Regions from separate parts of the Homo sapiens genome. Here all the other regions are linked to region 1. A link is a loop called in an ENCODE intact Hi-C map of the cell type or tissue named here. Cell type or tissue: B cell. All regions are shown on one strand.

Region 1 (8,000 bases):
TGTTATTGAAGGAAGAAAGGGAAAGAACAAGGGATAAACAGTCCGTCTGGAAAGATTTATACAAAACTATTTATTACAGTCATTAACTCAAAACAGTATACCACCTGACTCAGCTAATTTTCCTGTTTTGACAAAAATTTTAAGCATCATAGATCAATTGTAATTTTTCCAGTTGGCTTATTAAAATTTCTTTCCATGGTTTCTGCTTGCATTCCTGCAGGGCATAGACCTGCACTACCATGCAAAGTAGGGACTGCCCTTATTTATTTCTTTAAACTATGGCTCTTACATCCCATTAAGGTAATTTATTTCACTAAATCCCTGGATACTATTTAAAATTTCTGTCAAAGCATTAATAACTCTTTTACTGTCAGTTATAAATTTATAGGAAAGTGAAAAAATAATAAAAATCAATATTTAGTATACTATAACTTAAAACGTTGGAAAAATTGAAAATTAACTTGGCCAGGCACATTGGCTCACACCTATAATCCCAGCACTTTGAAAGGCTGAGGTGGGAAGATCAAGTAAAACCAAGAGTTCTACACCAGCCTGGGCAATATAGCAAGACCCTGTCTCTACAAAAAATAAAAATAAAAAAATTAGCTGGGCATAGTGGTACACATCTGTAGTCCCTGCTACTCAGAAGGCTGAGGTGGGAGGATCGCTTGGGCTCAGGAGTTCAAAGCTGCAATGTGTTACAACTGCACAACTGTACTCCAGCCTGGACAACAGAGCAAGACCCTGTCTCTAAAAAAACAAAAAAAAAGGCAAAGAAAATGAACTTATCAAGAGTGGTTTGAACAGAACTTGTTCTCTTATCAGTGTTTAACTCATGATACTGAGGAAGAATCTTTCGTATTCCTCAGTAAATTATCATGCTCCTTTCTAAGTCTGGATCAGCTTCCAACATTTTACCCTTTGCATTTTCAATGTTCTCAACTATCTCCTAGAGTTCCTTTAATGAATGTGAGGTCTTCTGACAGCATCACTTCCTCTGAGACAGCTTCATGCTCTTCAACAAAATCACTTTCATCATTTATGTTGGTTGAAAATCTCACCTTACCAAGTTCCTCCAGCTATAAATTCAGTCTCTTAAAAACGTGTAATGTCAGTAGTTCCACAGCCAGCTACTTCTGTATAACTTCATTTATATTCTACCTGATTTTCATTACATGTTATCACTTTTCATTTCTTTGCTGTATTTTCACTTTGTTGGGCAAATGCCTCTTTCAATTATTCATTTCTGTAAAATGTCACATGTGTTTCTTACTGGGAGACAAAGAGGCAACACAACTACATGCTTTGTTGTCTGTGCATAAACTGAGTAACAGATGCACAGTGACCAATCACTGACAGATTTTGAAAGAAGTGACATGATTGATCATGGATCATGATACATGTTTGTAATTTACAAGTTATTTGTAGAATGAAGAGCTAGCAGTCAAGTTTGTACATTATCCAAGTACACAATTAATACACCATGGTAAATGAAATTTGAACCATATTGTTAGGGGATTGGTGTCACTTAACTAAACTGTAGTAACTGAAATTCATATGTATAAAAGCCATGCAAAGCAAGAACTGCCTGCCCATAAATACTCCTATGTATAGAGCATAACATTAACAAATCAAAAATTTACAATGGAATCCTCAAAATTGCCCCTATACTGCCAAATGACATAAACATGAAAGCAAGGATCAAGTCACTTACAGATGTCCTACAGATACAATTAGTACTTGACTTTAATATATTTGATTTTCATACCACCTCACTTTTTAACAGAGCATGCTGATACCTGTTATTTGGACTTTAATATATCAAGAAAGGAAAAGAGATCTGAAGCTCTCATACGATGGCACTGCCTGCTGGAAAACAGTATTGTTTTAGTTGTGTCATCGCCTTATTACAGTAGTTTATTTAAGCAATTATGCAAATGTATTCAATTTTGACCTTATTATATAAAATTAAGTGGAAAATAGAATCAGCAATGGTGGTGATAAAAAGGATAGTGTTAATAAGAAAAATCAGTTTTATGAATTTGATTCCAGTGAAACAAAAGCAAAACTCCTGAGCATCAGATAGTCAGTGGAATTAAGCAAGTTTTTTCTCTGTGAATGTGGAAAATCAAATGAGTACGTACAGAGAGTGCAACATAAATTGCAAAACTATTTTACTAAAGATGGTATATACAACTAGAACCCTGGAAAAATAAAAAATTAAAATTAAAACATTAAAAATAATTAAGGAACTATATTATATCTTTAATTCTCTGGCAATAGAATCCTCATAACTTATTAATCAATTGTTTATGTTTTGCTTTACAGCTGAACACTGGTGAATGCTCTTATATTTAATAATATTTATTAGAAGTTCTAGGCTTCTAAACTGAATAAAGTGTTTCTATTGGTAGTAAGAGAATTTAAAAAACAGATGAAAGTATGCTCAGAACATTTAGGCTGTGAAAGGACAAAAAAAATCATTCTTTAGTATCCCTCTGTGTAGGAAGTCAAAATAGCTTGTATATCATCTTATTTTGTCTTCAAAATGACTAACTACCTCATTCTCATAGTAGAAATACCTTGAAATTAGATACAGGGAAATTAAAACAGAGAAAAGATAAAATTAAAACCTAAGTTTCTTGATTTTTGACACTTCAATAATGTACTTTTTTCTTTAACATTTTTGGACAGGAAATTCTAAGTTAATATTAAGGGCAAACAGAATATTAGACTTGGTATTTAACGTATTTTTATATATATATATAATAATATGATCACTGCTTGTCCATTTTTCCAAAATTGAAGTAAATGAGTATTTTACCTACCCCAACAATCCGCTTCATAGCATCCAGTTTAGCAGAATCTTTGTTGCTCTCTAACATTTGCTTTAGATCTTCATTCCTATTACAAAAGAGAAGAAAAAAAATCCATACTTTGATTTTTATATTAGATAGCTTAAAATATATCATTTTCATAAGAATTAGAAGTAATATCATGGGCAATGTTAAATAACTGCAGCAAGAAGGTGGCCATCTGCAGGCCAGAGAGAAAGGCCTCAGCAGAAACCAAACCCGCCAACACCTTGATCTTGTACTCCCAGGCATTAATTGTGAAAAAATTAATTTCTGCTGATTAAGCCACCCAGTCTGTGGCATTTTGTTATGGCAGCTCTAGCAAACTAATACAAGGGTTAAATGTTACAAACTGTCATTGCAAGAAAAAAATAAGTAAAAGCTAAGCACATTTTTTTCAAAAGGAATAAATGCAATGAAATTTATTATGAAAAAAATGAGCCTTACTTTCCAAACAGCTCATAAAATTAAATGCAATGGTGACCAGTAGAGAAGACAAAATACAATTAAATAATTAAAACACCTACTTCTTCCTAATTAAAAATACAGCTTGAAAATATTTAAACAGTAGAGGTAGTAATAAATAAAAACTGTCTCTGAGAACATACAACTACTACACATACTATAAATGTTCACCTTAAGGAATTTAGGATCCCTGCATAAAACTTTTCAGGCTCTTTCAGATTTCACAGGTAACAGAAAAGGGAGAGAAATTAATGGAACTATATATGTAACTGTATTTTGTTCTTCTACTTTTTGCTGTATTTTCCTATTTACTTAATGACTATGTATACTTTTATAATGAAAAACCTAAACCCTAAAAGAAACCTTAAAAAAATCTTACTGAAGTTAGGTAAGAAAAAAAAAGAATTCGATAGGAACTAAATAGAAAGGAAATGTGGTCACACATACACACATGCCAAAAAAGAAAACAATTTTCTCCTGCTTGTTCCCCTTTTCTGTTCCCCAAAGTGTCCCATTATTCTCCTCTACCAGTTTTATCTGGAGAGAGAAGTGAGCAATGAAGAGGAATGAAGTGTCAATTTTTAGAACAGCCCAACCTCTAATTCCAGGCATAGTCTTACTCGTAAACTAATGGAAACTTGGTTTGCTCATCTAAAGCCCAAATTCCCAGAGTGCCCAGAACAAGCACCTGCTCTCTGAAACTAAAAACAAGAAAACAGAATCTCAATATTAAAGATAAAGGTTTTGCTCTTCATGGTTAACAGAAAAGCTAGTCTTCAACAACAAATACTGCATTAATATAGGAAGAGAAACTAATAATTCTGAGGTTCAGGGAAGAGACAAGAAAAATCCTAGGCACTGTTTCAACCTGATGTAATATGCAGCTTCTCACGTATGTCATAAGGATCTATTTAAAATTCTGATATAAATTACATGTTTCTTCCCAAATTCTTCTTTGCCTGTCACCAAAACAGTAAAGATTTAGGAAAGTTAATACCATAACACCTACTTTACCCTCAAAATACATTAACTTTTATTAAGTTCTTTTAGGTCTACCTTCTTCATTACGTAGATTCAAATATGATCAGTTAACATGTATTACTGCATAAATCTTAGATACTATTTTGTTAAATATCAATATTTGAGTCAAAATAATGCTGAATTAGCAATATTTTCCTCAACTCTTTGCTGAAAACAATAGTTGTTTCAAATATATTCATTTTTAATTTACCTGTGTCTTCATTTACCTAGTTACCTGTAGCTTTCTAGCTTTGAGTATTAGGATACCAACTTTATTTTTACATAAGTGACATCTTGTGGTGTTAAATGGTATAACTTTTCCTTTCATGTTCAAAATAGGCCAGTTTTAAGTTTCAAAGGACAGAGAAGAATATATAACTGAACATTTAAGGCAAATCTTACTATTACCAGGAAAGTCATTCTTATTTTAGCCCCAGAATGAACTAGTAACTATAACTGAAAAATAAAGTTTACCAGTTATATATAAGAACTAGGGATGTGTTAGGGCTATTATGTAGTGTAAATTACCTCTCTTTTTAATCAATCTATAATCCATAACTCATTAAAACCTTCTACTCCTTCTAAAGACAACATAAATTAAGGGGAAAATTAAGACTATGTAGTACTGTACACTATATCAGTGCTACTTAAAGTATGATCTGAGAAAGTCTGGTCCAAGAATCATGACTAATTCACAAATTTTTGTTACCAACCCATGAGGAGATAGGTACCAAAATTCAGAATAAGCACATTGAGAACCGTGACGGAACAATTTGACAATGTAATTTTATGTTTATTGAGTCTAATTTAAAAAGTGGGGCTTGTATTTTATTTTGTGTGCCTTTTTCATTTTATTTTTCTTTAATTTTATTATGTTTTTGTTTGTTTGTTCTTTCTTTTGAGACAGAGTCTCACTCTGTCACCCAGGCTGGAATGCAGTAGTGTGATCTCCGCTCACGCAACCTCCGCCTCCTGGATTCAAGTGATTCTCCTGCCTCAGCCTCCTGAGTAGCTGGGATTACAGGAGTGCATCACCACACCCAGCTAATTTTGTATTTTAAGTAGAGATGGGGTTTCATCATGTTGGCCAGGCTGGTCTCGAACTCCTGACCTCAGGTGATCCACCAACCTCGGCCTCCCAAAGTGCTATGATTACAGAAATGAGCCACCACGCCTGGCCCATTTTATTTTTCTAGTAATTTATTTTTTATTGTATTTTGTAGAAGTATCCATCAATATTGGACTGGAAATTTTAAAAAGAAAAAAGAAAGGACTTTTACCATTTGAGAGCCCCACACTACAAAGTTACCTTCTTTTTCCTCAAAATTATGGTACACCAAAATTTATATACCATAGAAAGCAACACCTAAAACTTACATCCAGGAAATCATGGACTGGAAAAGTGATAAGGAATAGCAATTTCCAATCAGAGATACATGCCCAAAAAAGGATGTATAAAAATATTCAACGAAGGGAAGGCTGGACCTTTATGGAGCCCTACCAAAAAATTCCAAAACACAGGCACCTCTTTAGGCATAGAGAACCACTCCAATAAAAGATGCTACTATCCAAGTGGTGCGCTGCAAATATGAATGGATATGCAGAAAAAACGCTGGAAACAGAGTCAGAACTTACCATTTCCCAGTGCTATGTAGCCAAAGGGAGTGGCCCTCATAATAATAATGTTTTTGTGCAAAACATTAAGGCTTAGGAACATTTTCAGTTCACTTAGGATCTAAGCTTCCCTTGCAGAGTGCTCAGAACTTTGGCTCTTTCTGTTGACATCTGATACCCATGACCACTACTCTTTCATCTTGAAATTCCCTCCTCCTTTTGATTCTGTAGCTCTATTCTCATCTGGTTCTCCATTCGCATTTGTGACACAGCAATGAACAAAAATGACAGAAAAACCCTTGCCCTCATAGGGATTTCATTCTATTAAGTAAAAGAAACAACAAACATAATAAGTAAGAAATTTTTAAGTCATGAGGTAATATAGGGGAAAAACTTTTGGCACAAAGCCTCCACTTAATAAATGCAACAGTGAATAGAAACAAAAAACTCCATTGCTAGTGTCTTTACCTGCTCACCCATCTATTAACTTTCTAGGCAGGGCACAGTGGCTCAAGCCTGTAATCCCAGCACTTTGGGAGGCTGAGGCGAGAGGATCACCTGAGGTCGGGAGTTTGAGACCAGCCTGACCAACACGAAGAAACCCCATCTCTACTAAAAATACAAAATTAGCCTGGCATGGTGGCACATGCCTGTAATCCCAGCTATTCAGGAGGCTGAGGCAGGATAATTGCTTGAATCTGGGAGGTGGAGGTTGCAGTGAGCCGAGATGGCACCATTGCACTCCAGCCTGGGCAACAAGAGTGAAACTCCATCTCAAAAAACAAAAAACAAACAAACTTTCTAAAAGTCAGAATCATAAATTATCCAAATAAATATGAATATTCCTCCTATACTGTTCACAAGATTAAAAAGAAAAAAGCCTACAGACCCTTCCTCAACTCTTGGTAATCTCATTTACCTTTAATTTAAAATGTCTCTCACACAGGGTAACAAACAACGTCTTAATTTAAAAATCCAAGGTAAAATCTCATGAATAGTTTCAGATTATTCCTCTGTACTTGTGAGGACTAAACTCTGACTTTTCTCTCTCTTGCCCAAATTCCTAAGGGGCCTGAGGAGTCCTGCCCTACAAACCATAAATTCTCATCAGATGGATTTTAATTTAACCCTACGTAACGTGGCTTACTTTCCAACCTGACTATAGCATAACGTCACATGACATATAAAGAAGGCAATCAAAATATTTTACCCCAAAATATGCTTCTTTGCCATATTTTTGAACCGGCCCTGCAAAGCAGCCTTTTGTGGAAGAAAATCTGCATCTGTAAAGGATCTCTACAGAGTTTCCCCTTCCAGGCTCTAACAATTCTAAAGAGATTAACTGAGAGTCCAGCACTTTTAAAGATTTGAATAGGAAACATTTGCCATCTATTGTCTCTAAAGGCAGCCACCTAAGAGACTTCATAAGAATCTTGGTTTCTACAGCCCTTTATCCTAACCCAGCCACACCTTTCTCTTGATCCCAGGTTTTTCAATAACAACTTAACTCTTTCAAGTAATTGCCAATCAGAAAATCTTTAAATCCACCTGTAACCTGTAAGCCCCCTGCTTCAAGCTGTCATGCCTTTCCCAACTGAGCCAATGTATACCTCACATGTACTAACTGATGTCTTACGCTCCTTAAAAATATAAAATCAAGTTGTAACCCAACCACCTTGGGCACAGGTTCTCAGGATCTCTTGAGGTCATGGTCACTCATATGTGGCTCAGAATAAACCTCTTCAATTATTTTACAAAGTTTGGCTCTTTCTGTTGACATCTGATACATATGACCATTACTCTTCCATCTTGAAATTCCCTCCTCCTTTAGATTCTGAAGCTCTATTCTCATCTGGTTCTCCATTCGCATCTGTGACACAGCAATGAACAAAAGTGATAGGAAAAACCCTTGCCCTCATAGGGATTTCATTCTATTAAGTAAAAGAAACAACAAACATAATAAATAAGACATTTTTAAGTCGTAAGGTGATATGGGGGAAAAAAACAGAGGAAAAGGATACAGAAAGGAAAGAAGGAGGCAATTTT
Region 2 (8,000 bases), 1.4 Mb before region 1:
TAAGTATGTGAAAGAAGCCTTATAAACTGGAAACTTAAATCTAGAATTTTATATGCTAAATCTTTATTCAACATTATACCTTAAAAGACAGTGCTTAATATGGAGATAGGTTACAATTTTAAATACTGTATTATTACAATTAATGTTTTAACTGAAAATGCAATTTGTCAGCAGCATTAAAGAATTTCTAAATCCTCCGTAATTCTATTAAACAATGAATAAAACTACAGTCATGTGCCCATAATGACATTTTGCTCAATGATGGACCAACCACATATATGACAATGGTCCCATAAGATTATAATAGAACTGAAAAATTCTTCTTGCTTAGTGAAGTCACACCATCACACTGTCATAACACAACACAATACTTACATGTCTGGGGCGATACTGGTGTAAACAAACCTGCTGTGTTTCCAGTTGTATAAAAGTATAGAACATACAATTACACTACATGATACCTGATAATAAACAGCTATGTTACTGCTTAATGCATACTATATTTTTTTTTTTTTTTTTTTTTTTTTTTTTTTTTGAGATGGAGTCTCACTCGGTCACCCAGGCTGGAGTGCAGTGGCACAATCTCGGCTAACTGTAACCTCTGCCTCCTGGGCTCAAGCAATCCTAACACCTCAGCCTCCCAGAGGCAGGTGGAACCACAGGCGCATGACACCACATCCAACTAATTTTTGTATTTTTAGTAGAGACAGGGTTTTGCCATGTTGCCTAGGCTGGTCTCAAACTCCTGAGCTCAAGCGAGCCACCCGCCTCAGCCTCCCAGAGTGCTGGGATTATAGGCGTGAGCCACTGGCCTGGCCTCATTTATTATACTTTTTTCTTCTTGAAAGGGAATCTCGCCTGTCACCCAGGTTGGAGTGCAGTGGCACGATCTCGGCTCGCTGCAACCTCTGCCTCCCGGGTTCAAGTGATTCTTCTGCCTCAGCCTCCCTAGTAGCTGAGACTACAGTCGCACATCACCATGCCTGGCTAATTGTTGTATTTTTAGTAGAGATGGCATTTCACCATATTGGCCAGGCTGGTTTCAAACTCCTGACCTCATGATCAGCCCGCCTCAGCCTCCCAAAGTGCTGGGATTCCAGGCATGAGCCACCACGCCCGGCCTACTATACTTTTAACTGTTAGTTTAGCGTGTACTCCCTCAATTCATAAAAAAAGCTAACTGTAAAGCAGCCTTGGGCAGGCCCTTCAGAAGGCGTTGTTATCACAGATGCCAGCTCCACAGGTGTTATTGTCCCTGAGACCTTCCAGTGGGATGAGATGTAGAGACGGAACACAGCAATGATGATTCTGACCCTGTGTAGGCCTAGGCTAATGTGTGTGTTTGTGTCCTAGCTCTTTTTTTTTTTTTTTTTTTTTGAGATGGAGTTTCACTCTTGTTACCCAGGCTGGAGTGCAGTGGTGCGATCTTGGCTCACTGCAACCTCCGCCTCCCGGCTTCAAGTGATTCTCCTGCCTTAGCCTCCCGAGTAGCTGGGATTACAGGTGCACACCACCAGGCCTGGCTATTTTTTTTGTATTTTTAGTAGAGACAGGATTTCACCATGTTGGTCAGGCTGGTCTCAAACTCTTGACCTCAGGTGATCCACCTGCCTCGGCCTCCCAAAGTGCTGGGATTACAGGCGTGAGCCACTGTACCCGGCCCATGTCCTAGTTTTTAATGAAAAAGTTTACAAAGTTAAAAAAAAAATTAAAAATAGAAAAAACTTATAGAATAAAAATATAAAGAAAAAATTGTACAGCTGTACAGTGTGAGTTTCAAGTGAAGTGTTATTACAAAAGTGTCAAAAAGTTTAAAAAATTTAAAAGCTTATAAAGCTAGAATGTTGGCTGGGCGCAGTGGCTCATGCCTGTAATCCCAGCACTTTGGGCGGTTGAGGTGGGTGGATCACTTGAGGTCAGTAGTTCGAGACCAGCCTGGCCAACATGGTGAAACCCCGTCTCTACTAAAAATAAAAAAAAATTAGCCAGGTGTGGTGGCGGGTGCCTGTAATCCCAGCTACTCAGGAGGCTGAGGCAGGAGAATCACTTGAACCCGGGAAGCAGAGGTTGCAGTGAGCTGAGATCACACCACTGCACTCCAGCCTGGGCGACAGAGTGAGACTCCATCTCAAAGAAAAAAAGAAAAAAAAAAAGTTACAGTAAGGTAAGGTTAACTTATTTTGAAGAAAGAAAAATTTTTGTTTGTTTGCTTGTTTTTGAGACAGGGTGTTGCTCTGTCACCCAGGCTGGAGTGCAGTGTAGTGATCTTGGCTCACTGCAACCTCCACCTCCCAGCCTCAAGTGGTCCCCCCACCTCAGCCTCCCAAGTAGCTGGGACTACAGGCATGCGCCACCATGCCCGGCTAATTTTTGTATTTTTAGCAGAGACAGGGTTTCACTATGTTGCCCACAATGGTCTCGAAATTCTGGGCTCAAATGATCTGCCTGCCTCAGCCTCCCCAAGTGCTAGGATTACAGATATGAGCCACCACACCTGGCCATGAAAAGTATTATAAAATAAATTTAGTGCAGCCTAACTGTACAATGTTTATGAAGGCTATAGCAGTGTATAGTAGTGTCCTAGGTCCTAGGCCTTCACATTCACTCACCATTTACTTACCAACTCACACAGAGCAACTTCCAGTCCTGCAGCCTCCACTCATGGTAAGTGTCCTATAAAGGTGTACTATTTTTTTTATCTTTTATACATATTTTTACTGTACCTTTTCTATATTTACCTACACAAATACTATTGCATTACAGTTGCCTGCAGTATTCAGCACAGTTATATGCTGTACAGGTTTATAGCCTAGGAGCAATAGGCTATGCCATATGGCCTAGGTGTGTAGTGGGCTGTACCATCTACGTGTGTGTAAGTATACCCTATGATGTTCACACAATGACAAAATCACCTAATGACGCATTTCTCAGAATATATTTCTGTCATTAAGTAACACAGGACTATTTCATTTTCCCTCTTTAGGTACACAACATTTATCCATTACAGCATATGTATAATTTCTACTTTGTTAGTTTCACTTACCATTTTCCTGAAATTTTTTTTGCATTTTTGTAGTCTTTATAATTCTAATTTTAAATGGCTGCATGATTTTATCTTTTGTCAGACAAGCATGGGTCTGAGTCTCAGCTCTGCTACGACATAGTTGTGCGATTCTAGGAAAGCTTCTTTCTTTCCTTTTAAAAATAGCTTTGAGTTATAATTGACACACAATAAACTGCACGTATTTAAAATACACACTTTGGTAAGTTTGACATCTGTATACACCAGTGACACCATCACCACAGTCAAGATAATAAACATACTCACCACCCTCAAAAGTGTCCACCCTTCTGAGGTCCGTCCCTCCCACTGAGATTCCTCATGCTGTTGCTAGGAAAATGATAGAACATTTGAATCTGGTTACATAAAAAGACAAAAACTGGAGAGTTTAGGAGGAAGCAACTTAGCCTCCTGTATGACTGTAGTCTTGGCCCCAGGGCAGTTCCTGGCTCAGACACTCTGGGGGTATCCTCAGTCTAAGGAGGGTGTCTGCCTGCCCGGTTGACAGGATGCCTCTTCTTCACATACGTCTTGTCTTTCAGAGTCCATGACCAATGCCTCACTTACAAATATCTTTTCTCCTTTTGCTCCCACCTTTGTGGATATTTACCAGTTTTTTTTCTCTAAAATCATCCTTACTTTTTTTTTTTCTTTTTTTTTTTTTGAGGTGGGGTCTCACTCTGTCTCCCAGGCTGGAGTATAGTGGTGTGATCTCAGCTCTCTGCAACTGAGTTCAAATGATCCTCCTGCCTCAGCCTCTCGAGTAGCTGGGATTACAGGCATGCATAACCATGCCCGACTAATTTTTGTATTTTTAGTAGAGATGGGGTTTCGCCATGTTGGCCAGGCTGGTCTCAAACTCCTGACCTCAGGTGATCCACCCACCTTGGCCTCCCAAAATGCTGGGATTACAGGCGTGAGCCACTGCGGCCGGCCACAGTCATTACCTTTAAGCTCCCCCCAAATCTGATCATTTCTCCCATTCTTTGCACACTATCTCAGACCTTTACGCCCTAAGGGCTATGACTCATACCAAAATTGCAAAGTGCAATGGAAATAATTAATAGAGCAAGCAAGGTGCATAGGATAACCCTCTGTGCTATCAACAGGTGTGTCTCCCCCTCCTGGGATTTCATGTCACCCGTAAATTTGTGTCTCTAGCCTGACAGATTCTTTTTGAGCCTTTTGACATTGCCTTTGTTTCTGAAAGTCTCCTGGAGGGCAGGGGCTGAGGCTGGGTTATATAAAGATAAGCCCCTGAAGAAAGGGCTTTATAAATAGGATTTCAAGTGCATTCTGGGAATTAGAGGGCTGCCAGGTGCAGTCCTGGAGATTGACACTAAGGGGCAGCATGTACCAAAGGATATATTTAGCTCTGCCAAAGCCCAGTAGAAACAAAGAGAAAATCACCTTGCTTTTAAACCCCAAGAGCCAAGATGTAGAAGCCACATTTTCATCTCTTGAATCAAATTACAGCATTACAATTTTCAATATCTATTCTATTAGGAGTTTTACCTGCCAACTGAGTTCTCCGAGTAAATTATTTTATGGTTAAATATGATATAAATATAATACTGTTGAGACCCATATACTCTGTAAGATTTACTGATTTTAGTGCATCTATAACTTCAACAACTTAATTTGGAATTAAATAATATTTTATTCCAAATTCAAACTCTTTTTTTTTTTTTTTTTTGCGACAGAGTCTGGCTGCAACACCCAGGCTGGAGTGCAATGGCATTATCTCGGCTCACGGTAACCTCTGTCTCCTGGGTTCAAGCGATTCTCCTGCATCAGCCTCCCGAGTAGCTGGGACTACAGGCGCATGCCACCACATCTCACTGCTTTTTGTATTTTTAGTAGAGACGGGGTTTCACCGTTTTGGTCAGGCTGGTCTCAAACTCCTGACCTCAAGTGATCTACCCGCCTCAGCCTCCCAAAGTGCTGGGATTACAGGCGTGAGCCACCACATCCAGCTCAAACTCTTTATATTCATTGACATGACTGTTGTCTGTCTGTCTGTTTCTCTTTCTCCCTTTGATGAAGCAAATTTTTATGTGGAATAAAGGCAATCAAATAATTATTTGGCAGTTAAACTAGACAAGGCCAACTCTTGGGGAATCTTATGTTTCCCTCTCTGATTGATTTGTTTATGAATTCATCCATCAGTGAGGATTTCTGAGCACTTCCATATGCCTGTCCCTGTGCTAAATGCTGTGGAATGCATAGATGAACCAGATATCAACCCTGACATCAAGGAACTCATTCAAAGTGTGGAGGGTGGGGAACATACGGCAGACAAAAAAAAACGTGATGTTGGGAATGTATGGTAAGTGCAATGATGAGAAAAACAAACATAAGGTAGGAAATAGGAGAGGACAGAGAAGGCACCTATCAGAGATGGGGGGATGTGGGGTGGGTAGTTGGGAAGAGTGCAGGAAAATGTCCAAGAGGAGATGACATTTGAACTGATCTTAAAGGAGCAGATGGAATTAGCTTTCCACACAGTGTGCTCAGAACCTGCAAAGGCATGGAAGAATGGGAGCTCCCAACACCATGGTCAGTTTGCAGGCAGGGCCAACCCTTTGAATGGCCAGGAGCGTGGGTGTTGATTTGTGATTTAGATCAGCTTCTCTGACAGCAGAATAGACGTGAGAATGGAGGGGCATGGTAGAAAGTAGAAAGAGCAGTAAGGAAGCCACTGCAGTAATAGGGACCAAAAATTAAAAGGCCCCAAAGGTGGTGAAGAATGGAGAGAAGTGGACCAGTTTAGCTGGTATTTAAGAATTGTGGCTGGGTGCAGTGGCTCACACCTGTAATCCCGGCACTTTGGGAGGCTGAGGCAGGTGGATCACTTGAGGCCAGGAGTTCAAGACCAGCCTAGCCAACATGGTGAAACCCCATCTATACTAAAAACACACAAAATAATTAGCCCAGCGTGGCGGTGCCCACTTGTAATCCCAGCTACTCAGGAGGCTGAGGAAGGAGAATTGCTTGAACCCAGGAGGCAGAGGTTGCAGTGAGCTGAGATCCTGTCACTGCACTTCAGCCTGGGTGACAGACTAAGACTCCGTCTCAAAAAAAAAAAAAAATTGTGACAGAAGCTGGTGTGACCAAGGAACTGGATGTTTGAGATGACTGAGGGGATGAGTTTTGCTTAGGTCCCGTGAGATAAAGTAGAAAACGTAAAAAGACGTATTTACTCATTTCTGCTTGCCAGTGTAATTTCACAAGCCCCTGACTCTGTGTAGACACCCAGCTCTCCAGAAAAATGCTTTGAAGACAAAGGATACAGCATACAGTCCCGTGTCTCGGCTGAGTCATCGCATTCCTTAATAGGTAAATAAGCCTAATTAATGCCTTTTCCTATAGGTAACATAATGTCTGATGGGGTTAGGGATGATGCCTCTGTAATCTATACCAGATGTACTCTTATACACAAACCTTGATGTGATTCTGCTTTAATGTAACTTCTGCAAGTTTGATGTGACTTTGCATGTAGTGAACCCCCAAGGCCTGTGTAGAAGCTGCGGGTGGAGCTACCTTGCTGGAGCAGTCTCACAGAACCCCTCTGAAGGGCTGCTCCCAGGATGTAGACCTTGGTCTATAGTCCTCAGTAAGATTCCTGAGTAAAACTAGTTTTAACTTTCTAAAAGCTTGATTTTTTTTTTTCTTTAGTGGACAGTCCGAATTGAGTTTGAAAAGCTTGTGGGACATTCAGGTAGAGATGTGGTCCAGCAGGCTGTTGGATAGATGGTTCTGGAGCTTAGCAGACAGATCTGGGCCAAGAAATATAATCTTGGGAGAGACTGAAATTATAGGAGTAGCTGAGACCACAGTGGGAACAACATTTAAGAGCTGGAGAGGGGAAAGTGCTTTAAAAAATGAGGAGGAGGCTGGGCACGCTGGCTCACATCTATAATCCCAGCATTTTGGGAGGCTGGGGTGGGAGGATTGCTTGAGGCCAGAAGTTTGGGACCAGCGTGGGCAACATAGCAAGACTCCATTTCTACAAAGAAAAAAATAAAATAAAATCCTAAGCTCCTCAACTGACTGAACAGACCCTCTCTTGGCCCAGGGGACCCCAGAGAAACCTGAACAACTGAATTCCAGGCCTTGATGGGAAGAGAGGTCAGACAGGCCTCATTGTACCTCTTTCCTTTTGGGATACCAAATTCCAACCTCACTCTGGTAGCATCACATGACAGATAGCAGACCATGAAGGAAATCAAAATATTTTACCCCAAAATAGACTTCTCTGACATATTTTGAAATGGTCCTGTAAAGCCGTCTTTTATGGGGGAAATTTTGCATCTATAGAGAATCTCCATTAATGCAGCTAGGCCTTTCCAGATCTAGGAGAAATTAACTAGGAATTTGACACTTTTTAAGGTCCAAAAAGAAACATTTATCATTTATTCTCTCTGAAGGCTGCTACCTGGAGGTTTCATCTACATAAGAAGAACCTTGGCTTCCACAGCCCCCTTTATCTTAACTCAAGAATTTCTTTCTGCTGACTTCAAGTCTTTAGACAACAATGCTTAACTCTTTCAACAAATTGCCAATCAGAAACTCTTTTTTTTTTTTTTTTTTTTTAGACAGAGTGTCGCTTTATCACCCACCCTGGAGGGCAGTGGCATGATCTTGGCTCACTGCAACCTCCACCTCCCAAGTTCAAGTGATTCTCCTGCTTCAGCCTCCTGAGTAGCTGGGATTACAGGCATGCACCACCACACCCGGCTAATTTTTTTTTGTATTTTTAGTAGAGACAGGGTTTCACCATGTTGGCCAAGCTGGTCTCGAACTCCTTACCTCAGATGATCCACCCACCTTGGCCTCCCAAAGTATTGGGATTACAGGCGTGAGCCACCGGGCCCTGCCCGAAAATCTTTGAATCCACTTGTGATCTGTAAGCCCCATACCCCTGCCTTTTTGAGCC
Region 3 (8,000 bases), 750 kb before region 1:
CCTGTTTCAAGTGCTAAGGATTCAAAGATGCCTTTTCTCTTAGGAAGTCTTAATTAGCAATGGAAATTTCCTGATTAAGACGGAATGAAAAGGCTTATCGTTTTCCCCACCTGGCTGAAATCTGGAACCTTAATTTAAATTATTATGATTTTATTCCACAGACGCTAAAATAAACTTAAGTAATTGACATATTTTGAACATATATGGTTTTGTTTCACCTTCATATTCTTGGGATAAACTATATGGCACATGCACTTTTTAATTCTTGTACTTCTGTACATAGTTTCTTGTGTTAACTTCTGTTTAATGAAATTTTGTAAAGATTCCTGAGCCTAACTAATAGATTTTAGAGTCTTATTACTGCTTGGCACTCTGTAGGTCTGTGCACCTGCCAATGAAACTTGAATTCTTCAGTGGCATGGCCTTTCTTATTGTTGCTAGTGGTCAGCATTCACTAGATAACTAAATTAGCTCTTAAACTGAAAAAGAAAATCTATAATGTGTCTTCTTTCTAGAGTAGAAAATAACAGCAGAAGAATTCACAATAGTCTAGATACATTGCCATAGCCACAGATCCTGCCTTTTTTTCCAATTAGCAAAGGGTTTCTCTGGGAACTAAATTACTATTCCTCATTCATCCATCTGCTTCCTTCCTCCTTGCATTCAGGGAAAGTATAAAAGTTACTTTGTACACAATACTAGACATGACAAGAAGTTGCCAAGATTTTCTAAACCAGCCCTTTAAAAGGGCTAGTATACCTTTTTTCCTTCATAAAAATTTAAACATGTTTTAACCGAACAATTTCCAAAAACAGTTAATCATTTCCACATAGTATTTGCCAGCTTTTAAGCCTGCTTTTTAAATGTTCATGAGCCCAACTTATTTTTCTAGCTCCTTTGACTACAGAAGACCCTCTGAATGGTAAAAAGAAAAAGAAAACAAAACTTTTCTGCTCCGTTTTTCAACTTGGAGTAGACAAATTCTAATACCCTATGCACATGTCCACAGAGGGCTTTTCTTAGGCAATGACTGCATAATCAAACATATATTTTTCTTCTTTTGTTTTACAAAAAAAACTTTAATTTTTTTCTTCTTTGTACTCTAAGAGTCAAAACTTCCCTACATGTGTTATGCTGATTGTTTTGTTACTCAAACAGAAAAAAACAGCATTTCTTTAAAATGTTTTTCATACAAGTAATTATAGTACATTATACAGAATTAGGGAAATATATGGGGGGGAATCACCTAAAATTTTACCACCTTTTAAATCATTCTTAGCATTTTGATGTATTCCTACCAGTCTTTTTTTTTCTGTACACCTACATCCGCACATAATCATACTGCAGATTCATTTTTGTGCTACGTGTTTTCCAGTTACAATAGCCTAGACATTTTCCATGTTAATGTACAGCGTTCATATCTATTTTTCTCATTAACTTCTTTCCATTCTTTAAGTCTTAGTGCAAAGGTCACACCTTTAATTAGCAATGCCTGTCTTAACATTTCAAACTAGGTCTGGTTCCCTTGTTATTTGCTTTTACAGAATCATATTCCTTTCCTATACAGCAATAACCAGAAGTGTAATGATTTCATCATCTGTCTTCCCCATAAGGTGTAAGCTCTATGAGAACCAAGACCATGTCTACCTACTTTTGCCTATCATTATGTAACCTGAACAAACCCTGGAACATAGTAGACACTCACATTTGACAAATAGAGTAATGGTCAGTTAATGATAGCGACACATTCTGAGAAATGTGTTGTCAGGTGATTTTGTCATTGTGCCATTGTAGAGGGTACTTACACAACCTAGATGGTATAGTCTACTACACACCTAGGCTATATGGTCTAGCCCATTGCTCCTAGTCTACCAATCCAGATAGCATGTTACTCTACTGACTACTGTAGGCAATTGTAACACAATGGTAAGTATTTGTGTATCTAAACATAGAAAAGGTACAGTAAAGATACAGTATGAAAGATTTTTAAAAGGGTCTACTTGTATAGAGCACTTACCATGAATGTAGCCTGAAGGACTAGAAGTTGCTCTGGGTGAGTCAGTGAGTGAGAGGTGAGTGAATGTGAAGGCCTGGGACATTACTGTCCACTCCAGTAAACTTTATAAACATTGTATACTTAGGTTACACTAAATTTATTTTAAAATTTTTTCTTTCTTCAATCATAAATTAACCTTAGCTTATTATAATTCTTTTACCTTATCAACTTTTTAATTTTAAAAAATTTTTTGACTTTTAATAACACATCTTAAAACATATGTTTTACAACTGTACAAAAATGTTTTCTTTATATACTTATTCTATGAGCCTTTTTCTATTTTTAGAGTTTTCTATTTTTATTGTTTTACTTTTTAAATGTTTTTGTTAAAAACTAAGACATGAACATACACACTAGCTTAGGCCTACACAGGGTCAGGATCATCAATATCACTATCTTCCACTTCCATATCTTGTCCCATCAGGAGGTCTTCAGGGGCAATAACACATATGAAACTGTCATCTATTATGACAACAATGCCTTTCCCTGGAAAATCTCCTGAAGGATCAGCCTGAGGCTGTTTTACAGTTAACATTTTTTTTATAAGTAGAAGGAATACACTCTAAAATAACAATAAAAAGAGTATAGTAAATGCATAAAGCAGTAACATCATTATTCTTATCAAGTATTATATAGGGTACATATTATATATGCTCTACTTTTATATGACTGCTTTGTTTACACCAGCATCCCCACAAACACATGAGTCATGCATTGCACTTTGACATCACTAGGCAATAGGAATTTTCATCTCCACTGTAATCTTATGGAACCATGATCATATATGCAGTCTGTCATTGACCAAAAAAAATCATTAGGCAGTATAGGATTATATTTATTGAGATGCCATTGTATGCCAACACATAAATTTTTTGAATGAGTAAATAAATAACCCTCATTTTCAATGGCCATTTGATAATCTATTCAATATATGTGATTATACTTTACTTAGCCAGTCCCCATATTGGACGTTTAGATTGTTTCCAATTTGTCAACATTATAATGCCTCAATGAGTATCTTTGTGCATGTAACATTTTAGTATTCCCAATTTATTTTACAACTGTTTACCAGAAACAGAATTTCTGGATCAAAAGGCAAATATCTTATTATGGCTCTTGGTACGTAGTTCCAAATTGCTCTTCAAGTTATGTTGTGACAAGCAGTGAAATGGTAGGCCAGTTTCCTTTCTCTATCTGTTTTGGGTATTTAAAAACGTTCTTGTTAAGTTACTAGTAGGCAAAGAATAATTTATTGTTTTAATTTGCATTTTTAGTTATAGGCTGGATATTTTTCTTATGTTTATTATTTGCATTTCTATAAACTGTGTATAACAGTACCCTTTCTAATACTGTCATGATGCTTCTAAGCTGAGAGGATGGACAAAATGAATGTGGTAAATAACGCATGAATATATTATATAAAAATTAATTTTAAAACATATACTTTTTCCGTAACTAATCAATAAATGAATCTGCATTTCCCATAGCAATTATATCCGTTGAGAATAGATTTAGCTGCAAGTTGTAGAAAATCCAAAATAAGAGTGCCATAATAGAAGTTGGTTTCTCCCTTCTAGGGAGATAGTTCCGAGGTAAATAGTCCAGGGCTGTTTTAGCACCCCATGGTGCAAGGGACTTTGGTTTTTCCATGTAGCTTTACTCTGTGTGGCCTCTGTATTATGACCCAAGACAATAGCACCTATGTTCAAACAGCAGAATTGATGAAGGGATGAAAAGAAGAGGCAAATTGTGTGTGCCACTTGTCTCTTAAGAATGTTTTCCAGCTGGGTGCAGTGGCTCACGCCTGTAATCCTAGCACTTTGGGAGGCCGAGGCGGGTGGATCACGAGGTCAGGAGATTGAGACCATCCTGATTAACAGGGCGAAACCCTGTCTCTACTAAAAATACACAAATTAGCCGGGTGTGGTAGCACGCACCTATAGTCCCAGCTACGCGGGAGGCTGAGGCAGGAGAATCGCTCGAACTTGGGATTGGAGGTTGCAGTGAGCCGAGATTGCGCCACTTCACTCCAGCCTGGGTGACAGAGCGAGACTCCATCTCCAAAAAAAAAAAAAGGAAAAAGAAAAAGAAAAAATAAAATAAAAGAATGTTTTCCAGAAGTTGCCACAGGATATTTCTATTTACAACCCATTGGCCAGAACTTAGTTATATGGACACAGACAGCTGCAAGGCAAACTAGGGAAGGTAACCTCTATTCTGAGCAGTGAAATGCTCAGATAAAAATTTTATTGGTAACAATAAAGATGGATCTAGGGGAACTGCTACTAGTTTCTGCCATAGTAATGTAATACAGTTCAAATAACCTACAGATATAATTTATAGATCTTCATCTTTAAACATCACAAATCTCATCAACTTCTAACCAGAGCTTACAGCAGATGCTATAGTGACTAGCTGATGGAAAAACAAAAACAAAAACAAAAACAAAAAAAACAGATCAGACTCACTTGCAAACTTCTTATTCTTGTTTAAATGCCCCTGCTGCAGCTAGACCATGCTTAGTTCTCTGAACATGTGCATATGAACCAAATCCTTCATCTCACAGATCTAGTCACTGTCTATTTCAACTTTTTTTCCTTTTCCTTTATGATATATCTTTTCTGTTGGGACAACTAGAAAATTCTAACATATTGACATTTATTCATATTTATTGAACATATATATATATATATATATATATATACCAGGCTAACAGGTAATTAGCGGAAAGAGAAAAAGGATGTGAATAAATTCACAAATACAATAATGAGCTTTTAATTAAACATGATACTGCTTATAGCAACAGAAATTTGAAAAACACCCAAATAAGAAAGATACAGTTAAAGCATAAGATAGCCAAAACGGTAAAAATAATAATAAGAAGAAACGAACATTTTGTTATAAAACAAAAATACTGTAGATAAAGACATTAGCAGCTCTTATATATTTTCATCTCATGTGTATTGTGTATACCATCATTTGACAACACAGAGGGCCTTTCTTTTTTCTTAACAATATTCAGCAAACATTAGGCATTCAGTAAAGACTACCAAATTATGAATGCAAATGAGCTCCCTCAAAAAAAAGTGTTGCATTGTAACCACTTCTCATATGCTACCTCCCTGAGGTGGCTCGGCTGGTGTGACTAACTCTTCTATGAGTTTTTAAGATTAACAAAAAAAGAGAGAATATTTTCACTGCCATAGATACGTATCAGTATATGGGATTTTTTTTGTTGTTGTTTAAGCTTGTTCTTTTTTGGTTTGACCCTGTAACCCTATTGCATCTCATAATGTAATATAAAATTGTAGACATCTTATGGTGTACCTATGCTGTCTCCTAAAAGAAAGAATGTTGGTTGGTTACAGGAAAGAAATATCTTGATAATGTAGACTGTAGAAAATAGGATAATATTTTGAACCATTATTCCTTCTTTGTAATCACTATAAAAATCAGTGAAAAGGGAAAAATAAATGGTAATTATTATTCTGCAGGGCAAATGGAGTTAACTGGAATTTATCCTATAGGATTATCAGTTTTAGTGAACTGTGATGTCCTTAAAAGCCCCCAGGTGGCATTATAGCCTTGTTTTCCCTAAGTCATTTGTTTTCATATAGCACAGATCAGAATCCACTTTAACAAGAAATTCCGCTTACTCCAATGATAAATGTGAATATGAAAAATACTATTTTCTTAATTTGTTTATTTATTCATTTTGAGTAAGTTCTCTTCTGGAATAGCTACGAACTTAAAATATGTTTGGATTAAAATAAGATAAACCACTTTCCAAATTAAATAGTTTATAAACCAAACTTTCCCAAAAGAAGTTTCAAGGATACTACTTTCAGAATCCAATAATATATGTCTAAATAAATATATATGAGCAGTACAAATTTAATTCCAAATGAATAATCTCAGTGAGAAGTAGTTTATTTGCAATTGTTACTAATTTTCTTTGCGACCTCCAATAAATTGTTAATTTTCTAAGACTCAGTTTCTCTAACGTTCAAAGCAAGAACACTACATTTATTAAACTGAAAAACACTTTCAAGGTCTTTAGCTAAGTGCTAGGAATAGGTAAGAAAAAAGAACTTTTCAGCTAATATCAAATAATATAATTTGTGTATTCAATAAATATAATTTCAGGTACTTGACCAGTATAATTCAATAATGAATTACTGTAATGAATACAAAAAGGAAAATAATTATTTATTAGGGTATTCTGCCTGGTTATTTATATTCAGTAAAATAAACTTGTTTAAATTACTCTCCTATATCCTTGCATACATAATGAGTTTTAATACTTAAACCTCCTATAAATTATTTTCAAAGTATGTAAGACCAAACTTATCAAACTATACTTGAGCAGTAGACACCATAATCAATTATACTGTATGACTTTCTAAGGACGTTATTTTTGTATTCACTGTATTTACTAAATAATCAACATGGTAATTAAATTGTAAGTTCAGGTTGTAATTTATCTCCAAGTATTTAGTCTTTATTTTTTTCAAATTTAATCTACCCACTGCTCTAGCAAATTATCTTTAACAAAATATACTAAGAGTTCAAACAAAATTATATTTATTGTGAAGTAATTATTTAATATTAGACCTGAAAATAGTTTCTTGTGAAACTTGTACCAGGTTTTAAACTTTTTATTCTAAAAAAAACCACCTTGGTTTGCATTTAAGTTGAATAATTAAAAATATTTTTTAAAAATCATGTATTTTTCATCTTTATTAAAATTAGTTTAAGTGTTTATGTTAAATGTGAAGTCCATTTTAAAATTATTTCAATTCTAGGCATGTACTTAAATTTTTTCATGAATTTTTCCTTATAACTTTCATATAAACACACACAGGAAGGCTACTAGATTCAAAGCTCCAGAAGGTTAATTAATCTAAGCCCTTGGATTGCTCATTGAAAATATTTTTTTAAATTATTCTTAATAAAATATATTATTTCAATGTATTTTCCCAGTATGTTAAAATTTTGTATTTTTTGTAAGTAAAAGAAAAACACCTAAAAAATGTTTTTAGGCCTCTAAGTTACTCTCCTCATATTATTTGCAGAGGGCACACAGCCTAACTGGGAAAAATTGCACAATTAGAGACCTAACATTCAGATGAGAATGCCACGATGATCATGTATCTTGCCCTTTTGGTGTAAGATCACTCTCTGACAGAGTTCCAGGCCCATTTAGAATGGATTGATTAAATAAAATTAATTTGCTAAATTAGAAACTACAGCTGTAACTTGAAAAAGGGTCTACGCTAATAAACGTGCATTGACAGTATTTTTGTAATCTCTTTAGAACCATTATTCTAAAGTCCAAATGATTCTATGCTATGATTGATAATTACTTGTATCTAAAGATCTTTAAGATCTTTTCCAGCATTAACCCATTAATTTTCACACTTTCTCTGTGAGGCAGTAGGATGTAAGTACGGTTAGTTTGATTTTCCACATGAGGAAACCAAATCATCAAGAAATGAACTTGCTAGAAGTCACACAAGCAACACCAACAAATGAAACAGAGCTCAAAGACCTGACACCGCATTGAACAAGGAGGTGCCTTATACACTGGTATATGCAGAATGACCATCTCTATCACCAAATTTACTAGCTTTATCCTCGTAAAATTGAGCCTTGCTTGACATTCTCCCTGCAAACTCCTCCTCAGCTGCTCATCCACCCTGAAAATGAACTTCCTTTCAGATCTGAACCCCATAAAGCTGAAGGTCACTTTGCCCTGTTCCCAATTATTACAGAGTACATTATAGCTGTTAAAGAGTTACTTGTAGGTAAGTAGGTTCAGATTATGCTTGTGCAGATTATGCTAGGTATTATTTAACCTATCAAGACCTAGAAATAGACTTTATTTTATACAGGGCCGAAAACTAGGTTTGATAATGAATGGAATTTGGAGTCTGACAAATTT

Evidence for each region. A loop is a pair of places that touch in the nucleus more often than their neighbours do. Peaks named below come from ENCODE experiments on the same cell type or tissue, not always from the same donor. Only the 100,000 strongest peaks of a DNase experiment are listed, where the experiment ranks them.
Region 2: a loop joins it to region 1, with 23 times the contacts of the local background. A loop is called at or near these places in 5 of 110 quality-filtered maps.
Region 3: a loop joins it to region 1, with 9 times the contacts of the local background. A loop is called at or near these places in 4 of 110 quality-filtered maps.

The regions. Positions count from the first base shown.
Region 1 is chr5:78,264,692-78,272,691 of GRCh38, forward strand. AP3B1 (adaptor related protein complex 3 subunit beta 1) reads right to left here. Exons shown (of 27, transcript NM_003664.5): 2 at 2,829-2,904. Among named protein-coding and RNA genes, the nearest start is that of AP3B1, 26 kb to the right of the region's middle. RefSeq lists an enhancer at 6,830-7,560. In B cell, CTCF peaks have their summits at 4,619 (motif pointing left) and 4,821; a DNase peak (open chromatin) is centred at 4,640; H3K27ac peaks cover 858 bases.
Region 2 is chr5:76,863,885-76,871,884 of GRCh38, forward strand. S100Z (S100 calcium binding protein Z) reads left to right here. Exons shown (of 5, transcript NM_130772.4): 2 at 6,282-6,400. Among named protein-coding and RNA genes, the nearest start is that of S100Z, 18 kb to the left of the region's middle. RefSeq lists an enhancer at 6,464-7,161. In B cell, a CTCF peak has its summit at 4,402; a DNase peak (open chromatin) is centred at 4,397.
Region 3 is chr5:77,512,899-77,520,898 of GRCh38, forward strand. It overlaps a transcript of WDR41 not described here. Among named protein-coding and RNA genes, the nearest start is that of WDR41, 25 kb to the left of the region's middle. In B cell, no CTCF peak of the experiment used is centred here; no DNase peak of the experiment used is centred here.